2 separate regions of the Homo sapiens genome follow, and region 1 is linked to region 2. Evidence: chromatin contacts called from ENCODE Hi-C or POLR2A ChIA-PET data. All regions are on one chromosome and are shown on one strand. Each heading gives the region's core, a stretch centred on a gene start or an enhancer-like site at or near the end of the contact. The rest is flanking DNA. Distances are from core to core; before and after follow the strand shown. Region 1 overlaps SARDH (sarcosine dehydrogenase). Region 2 holds the start of FAM163B (family with sequence similarity 163 member B).

The links. A loop is a pair of places that touch in the nucleus more often than their neighbours do. ChIA-PET counts read pairs that join two places held with the same protein, here RNA polymerase II (POLR2A). Pooled maps may share reads with other maps.
Region 1: a map of posterior vena cava shows a loop between it and region 2 (2.5-fold over the local background). The contact joins the enhancer-like site here to the promoter of FAM163B in region 2. A Hi-C loop is called at or near these places in 4 of 168 maps with a recorded cell type or tissue (astrocyte of the cerebellum, endothelial cell of hepatic sinusoid, posterior vena cava and 1 more) and 3 of 50 pooled maps. POLR2A ChIA-PET finds 5 or more read pairs at or near these places in 2 of 52 experiments (Caco-2 and naive thymus-derived CD8-positive, alpha-beta T cell).

Annotation. Positions count from the first base shown.
Region 1 is chr9:133,682,599-133,685,702 of GRCh38, forward strand. It overlaps SARDH (sarcosine dehydrogenase), which reads right to left. Exons shown (of 21, transcript NM_001134707.2): 17 at 2,595-2,688. Among named protein-coding and RNA genes, the nearest start is that of DBH-AS1, 27 kb to the left of the region's middle. RefSeq lists an enhancer at 2,810-3,104. Within about 2 kb of position 1,338, at least 13 of the 41 ENCODE cell types and tissues checked have a DNase peak (open chromatin) inside an H3K27ac peak, as active enhancers do.
Region 2 is chr9:133,607,818-133,610,954 of GRCh38, forward strand. FAM163B (family with sequence similarity 163 member B) reads right to left here and starts at 1,572. Exons shown (of 3, transcript NM_001080515.3): 1 at 1,260-1,572.

The sequences.
Region 1 (3,104 bases), core at 88-2,587, 75 kb after region 2:
GGCTTGGTAGAAGTGAGGTCTGCACTCAGCCCCTGTGCTGAAACCCACGCGCAGTGATGGTTGGAAACTGCTAGAAGCGAGGTCTGCACTCAGCCCCTGTGCTGAAACCCATGCGCAGTGATGGTTGGAAACTGCTAGAAGCGAGGTCTGCACTCAGCCCCTGTGCTGAAACCCACGCGCAGTGATGGTTGGAAACTGCTAGAAGCGAGGTCTGCACTCAGCCCCTGTGCTGAAACCCACGCGCAGTGATGGTTGGAAACTGCTAGAAGCGAGGTCTGCACTCAGCCCCTGTGCTGAAACCCATGCGCAGTGATGGTTGGAAACCGAGCAATGAGCAGTATTTTATGCAGCCGTGATGTGCTTTTTACAACACCAGTGATTTTACACCAATGAGCAGGAGACTGTGGGGAGAGGCGGCCCCTGCACCCCCTGCACCCCCCACGCTGTGTTTGGCCTGGCCTGTTCCTCTGGGGGATGTCATCCCGGAAGCAGAGCCTTTGGGTCAGCTCAGCAAGCACCTGGCCTGGCCTGGCTCCTAGGCCACACAGGTAGAGGCTGACCCAGGCAGCCACTGCCTAGGCTTGGGGAGGCTGCCAGGGCCAGGAAAGGGCCAGCCCCAGGAGAGGGGAGGCAGCTGGAGCCGCCTGTCTGAGAACAAGTCCCAGCAGCTTGCTGGAGTGGCCGTGCGGGTGGGGGCAAGGCTGCTGGGCCTCAAATGGGAGGGGACGTGTTCCCACCTGGTCGTCTCCCCGTCCTGTAGCCAAACCAGACAGAAGCAGCACCTATGCCAAGCCTCAGCAAGGTGGGAGAACCCGCAGCCCCCCTCCCCTTCTGCAAACCAGAACCCAGCTGCAGACAAAGCTGGATGCTGCGTGGACCCCGGCCTGCTGGAGCTGGAGTCGGGCCATCTGAAGGCCGTGTGGCCTGGATCCAGCTGTGCTGCTCTCTCTGAGTGCCCACCCTCTCTGGTCCCAGCAGGCAGCTTTGCACCACAGAGGCAGGAAGCAAGCTAGACACAGCCGGCCCTGCTTCCTGCCCCTGTGCAGCCTCTGGAGAGGGGAGGTGAGAGCAGAGCCGCTGGGATCTCCCTAGTTTCTGGCCGCCTCCTCCCTGACAGTCATCGCCAGATTGTTTATCTGCTAACAGAACCCAGATTTGTCCCCCAGGACCTCCAGTCCCTCTGCAGGCCAGGACCTCGCTCCTCCCCAACCTTCCTTAGCATTTCCCCACCCAAACCCCAGACGAACATACAGGAAGGAGAGACAGGGAGCTGCCTCCAAACGCGGCCGTGCACCCGCCCACCCCCTCCTGAAGGCCACATCCGTGTCACTGACACATATCGGGGGCTTTCTGGGTTTCTTTAGCCGGGCGGCCCTGAGCAGCCTGGCCCATCCAGCCTCTCTGAGCTCCATCTGGGTAACATCCGTCATGCAGGGCGACATCTCCTCCAGCATGAGCGCTGGAGGGCTCTGGAGGCCCGGCCCCCGCTGCCACTACATGGCTTACAGCCCTGCAAACAAGCAGGGTGGTCATGCACTGAGGTTCTCAATGGGCGATCCTGCCCCCAGCGGACCCTTGGCCATGTCTGAACACACTTGTGGCTGTCACGACGGTGGGTGCCACTGGCACCTAGTGGGCGGCAGCCAGGGAGGCGGCCACACACCTGTGTCACACAGGAGGGCCCTCACAGCAGAGAGGATCTCCTCCAAACGTCAGTAGTGCTGAGGTTGGGAGACCCTGTAACAGAGCCGCCCGCACTATGGCGAGGATTACATGGGAAAGTGTGCTGTGATGTTCTCGGAACAGTGTCTGGCACACAGGAAGCCCTCGGCAAACAGGGGCTGCTGTGTTTACCATCCTCATCTCAGCCTCGAGAAGTCAAAGCAGATGCCAAGATGCCTGTTTTCCAACAAGGAAACAAAGCCCAGAAGAGGGTCGTGCTGGCCCAGAACTAGAATCTGGGCCCCGATCCTGGTCTCTGAGGGAGCCTCCTGCCTGGGGCCAGGTCCCATGGAGTGCTGGCTCCGGACACTACCACCATCTCAGAAGGGACGGGCTCTGGCCCCCAGGATACAGGCTTTCTAGAGTTGGTGGGGGACATGTGGGGTGCTGTTTGGGGACTGGCTGTGCTCCCACCCCAGCAGCCCCTCCTCCCACGCCCACAATGGCAGCTGGGAGGCTGCCACACGGAGCTCTCCGGAGCCAGCTACTGCTCAGCAGAGCTCGGCCCTCCCGTTTCCAGGAGGTCACTTGGCCTCGGGAGGGCTGCCCCGCGCCTTTCAGGAGGGGATACAATAGGTGGCGATGCAGGCAGTGAGGCCAAGGCCACCTTCCCTGGGACTGAGTCCCTGGCATGCACCAGGCACCGAGGAGGGATGGAAGACGCTGTGACTTTGATCCACATGACCTCTCCAAGCTCCCAACAGCCTGTAGGAGGGCCGCCTGGTCCCACTGTCCCCCCTTCACAGTTGGGGACCGAGGCCCAGGGAGGCAAAGGAACCTGCCCGAGAGCCCCCAGCCCCCAGATCCCCCGGCGCACCCCTCACACCATGCTGCCACCCACGACCCAGAGGACGTGGCCAGCTGGAACCTACCAGGTGCCCTGCGGCTCTCAGTAGCTTGTGGGTGGAGAACGGGAAGGCCTCGTTGCTCAGGTCTGCGTCCAGCACCTCCTGCAAAATGGCTCGGCTGCAGGCAAGAGCAAAGTCGCTCAGTCAGCAAGTGCTCACGGGTGGGGCCTGGGCAGGAAAGGCCCCGGGGACCTGCCATGAGTGGGATAAGTCCCTGTCCTCATGAGACAGATGACAATAAACATGGATTAATAAAAATACACCAAGACAGATGTACGTTCCAAATATACATAAGACAGCCACCTTCCAACGGGGTAACGCTAGGGCTAGCAGGACCCCTGGGGGAGGCCAGACTTGGAGATAGCTCTAACGGGACTCGCGATTCTTAGATGGGGAAGTGAGGCCAGAGTGGTTATCTAACCATAGAATGCCCTTGAAGCCCACAGGCCAGGAGGAACAGAGCATCTGGACCAGGTCCACAATCCACAATCCACATCCCCAGGCCTCTCCAGGTTTCCAACTCTTCAGAGGCCA
Region 2 (3,137 bases), core at 322-2,821:
GAGATTTTTTCACAAGCTGCCAGCACCTAAGCTGTTTAGGAAGCTTGCAGTCAGTGCACCAAGAGTTAAAACCAGCCCTTGCCCAGCCCAGGAAGTGCTGGTTCTCACCTGCTCAGGTGGGTAGAGCCCTGGTCACCTCCACTTCACTCTCAATTCTATAAGAGGGAGAAGGTGGGAAGATGGGCAAAGGTGCTTTCCCAGCAACCCTGAACTTTTTGGGGGTTGGTAATTACTGCTCTCCCCAGAAGCCCTGAAGAGCGTGAGTTGGCAGGGGCTGAGGGAAATGCAAGGGAGAAGGCTGGCAGGGTGGCCCGCTGGCTCTCCTGAGCTCCTGCTTACTGGGGAAGGTGCTAGGACGAATGCTGGGGCTCAGGCCTCAAGGATACTCCCCTTACCCTGCAGAAGGTTCCATGAACTTGACCCTTGAGTTTCTTGTCTCAGAGCCATCGGGGTTGCTACGGGACACACACTGGCAGGACCACTTGTGCCCAGGCAGTCCGTGGCTGCGGGAGGACAGGACACGAGTGGGGTGAGACAGTGGAGCCCTGAGGACCCATGTTGAATATCTCTTGGGTTTTTGGTGTGTAGAGTCTTTTCTTTTCTGGCTGAGGAAACCTAGTGTCAGTTAGGCAACCCCCCACCTGTCAATGAAGCAGAGATTCCTAACAGACAAAGGTGTGAGGTGGTGGTGACAGAGGCCGGCGTGTTTGAGGCCATCTCCACCACTTCCCCACTCTGTGATCGTGGGCAAGAGACCAAACCTCTCGGAGACTCAGTTTCTGCATCTGTGAAATGGGGCCAATGCCCCTTTCTCGTGGGTGTTGGGTGAATGGGATGGGATGAAAATGCAGCACCGACTCTGGAAGAAGGCAAAGCTCAGCAAATGAAAAAGTCTTAGCTCCTGGCAGGGAGAGAAGGCGGCCAGGTTTCCAGAGGGCTCTTCTGGGAAACTTTCCCTCCCCACTGCCCCCTGCCCCCAGGCCACTGTTCCGAGGGAAATGAAGCCCCCCTTCCTAAAGTGGGTCCCCCACCTCTCCCTTAGGCCCTCGTGCCCACCTGGGTCTCAGTCTCCTCCTCGGGGATGCGCTTTGAGGGTGGAAGCCAGGGGATGGGTGACGCCAGCTGGGTCAGGGGACCTGGTGCGAGGCAGCCGGGGCAGGCTGCAGTGGGCACTCTGGACGAGTGGGCACCTAGCTGGAGCTTTCCAGCCTGCGTCTTCTGCCCCACACCCCGTGACCCGCGGCCCGCTCGGCCCTTACCTTGAAGCATGGGAACCGCGCTGCCCCGGCCGCGAGGACTTGGGCGCACGTGACGGGGCGGGCGGGCGTCCGACCCGGGCAGGGCGCAGCTAGCGGCGGCCGCTCATGCCCAGGCCACGGCGGTGGCGCCTGGTGTGGCTGGGCGGGCGAGGCGGGCGCTGAGAAGCCCGGGAGGCCCCCGGGGAGGCGACTGCGTGCCCAGGCGGGCACCCCTGCCAGCTCCGCGCTGCGGCCGCGACTCCGGACGCCCCGGCTGGCTCCCTGCGAGCTGCACGCGCGGCTCCAGCCTGGTCCCGAGCGCAGGGCGCGCGCTGGCGGGGAGGGCGCGCGCCCGAGCCTGGCGGGGAGCGCGCGTCACCGGCCCGCGCGCGCAGTCGTCGGGGGATGCCGGGAGCGGCCTGGGGAGCTGTCCCTGGTGCTGACGGCTCGTCCGCTCTCGCCCGGGACGCGCGACCTCCTGGAGGCCTGGGGGTGCCCCCACCCTGGCCGGCGCCCTGCGGTGCTCCCTCCGCTCTCCGCCTGTTCTCGGGGCGTTCCGGCTTCCACAACGTTGGGATCTGGAGTCAGGCCGAAGCTGCTGCTTATCCGCAGTAGGGCAAGTCCCTTATCCTGGTTGAGCGGCTGGTTCTTATCTTTAAAATGGGGAGTTAACACCAGCACCTTTAGGGTTGGTCTGAGAATGAAATCCGATGATGTTTCGAGGCCCGGCACACCATAAGTACTTAATAAATGCTCGCCTTTGTTACTATTTATTTCCCTTCTCTGAGTTAGCAACCCCGGAGCAACTGAGAGGAGGAGCAAGGCTTACGCTGCTCCTGGTGAGTGGCTGTTTGGGGCATGGCGGCTGCCTTTGGATCTCTCCCACATCCACGGGGAAGGGGAGCAGATCCCTTCTCCCTGACCCCAAAGCACAGAGCTAAGACCAATGGCTAGACGTTAAAGCAAGGCAGATTTGGGCTGGATACGAGGGAGACCTTTCTGACCCAAGGCTCCTACTCCTGAGAGGAGTGCCCCAGGAGGCATTTCCCTGTTTCTGCAGGTCCTCGAGCTGAGCCTGCGGTCGCAGGGACCCTGAACGGAGAGAAATCTGGTGTTAAGAATGTTAGGAAGGCTTTTGTGTTAGAACATGTACAGCACTCAGAGCTGTGCCTGGTGGGAAAGCACCATATAAATGTGTGCTTTTTTTTTTTTTTTTTTTTTTTTTTTGAGCCATATCACTCTGTCACCCGGGCTGGAGTGCAGTGGCGTGATCTCAGCTCACTGCAACCTCCACTTCCTGGGTTCAAGTGATTCTCCTGCCTCAGCCTCCCGAGTAGCTGGGACTACAGGCATGCGTCACGACACCCAGGTTGTTCTTTTTGTATTTTTAGTAGAGACGGAGTTTTGTCATGTTGGCCAGGCTGGTCTCGAACTCCTGACCTCAAGTGATCTGCCCGCCTCGGCCTCCCAAAGTGTTGGGATTACAGGTGTGAGCTGCCACGCCTGGCCTTAAATGTGTGCTTTCATTATGATCAACCTTTAAGTTCTCTATAAAAAAACTCCATCCTGGTAGTAACCATAACCTTGCTTCATTCTAGACATGAGAATACTGAGGACAAACAGAAGAGTAAAGTGCTTGGAGTCCATTTCCCTTTTACAGATGGGCTGAGCACAGATGGGTGAGCAACTTGCCCATGGACAAGAGAGTGAGTGTTCACACCATACAGACATGCTCCAAATGTCCAGCCTGCTGCCTCCCCTGCTGGGGCCCCTGGCAAGGGCCCCTGCTGAGTTTCTCCAGGCTGATCAGGTCACTTTGACCATAGAGAGTTTTCTTATAGCAAACCAGGCTAGTCCTCCTTCCTCTTAACTAATGGGAAAAGCTGGTCCCTGCCCCCT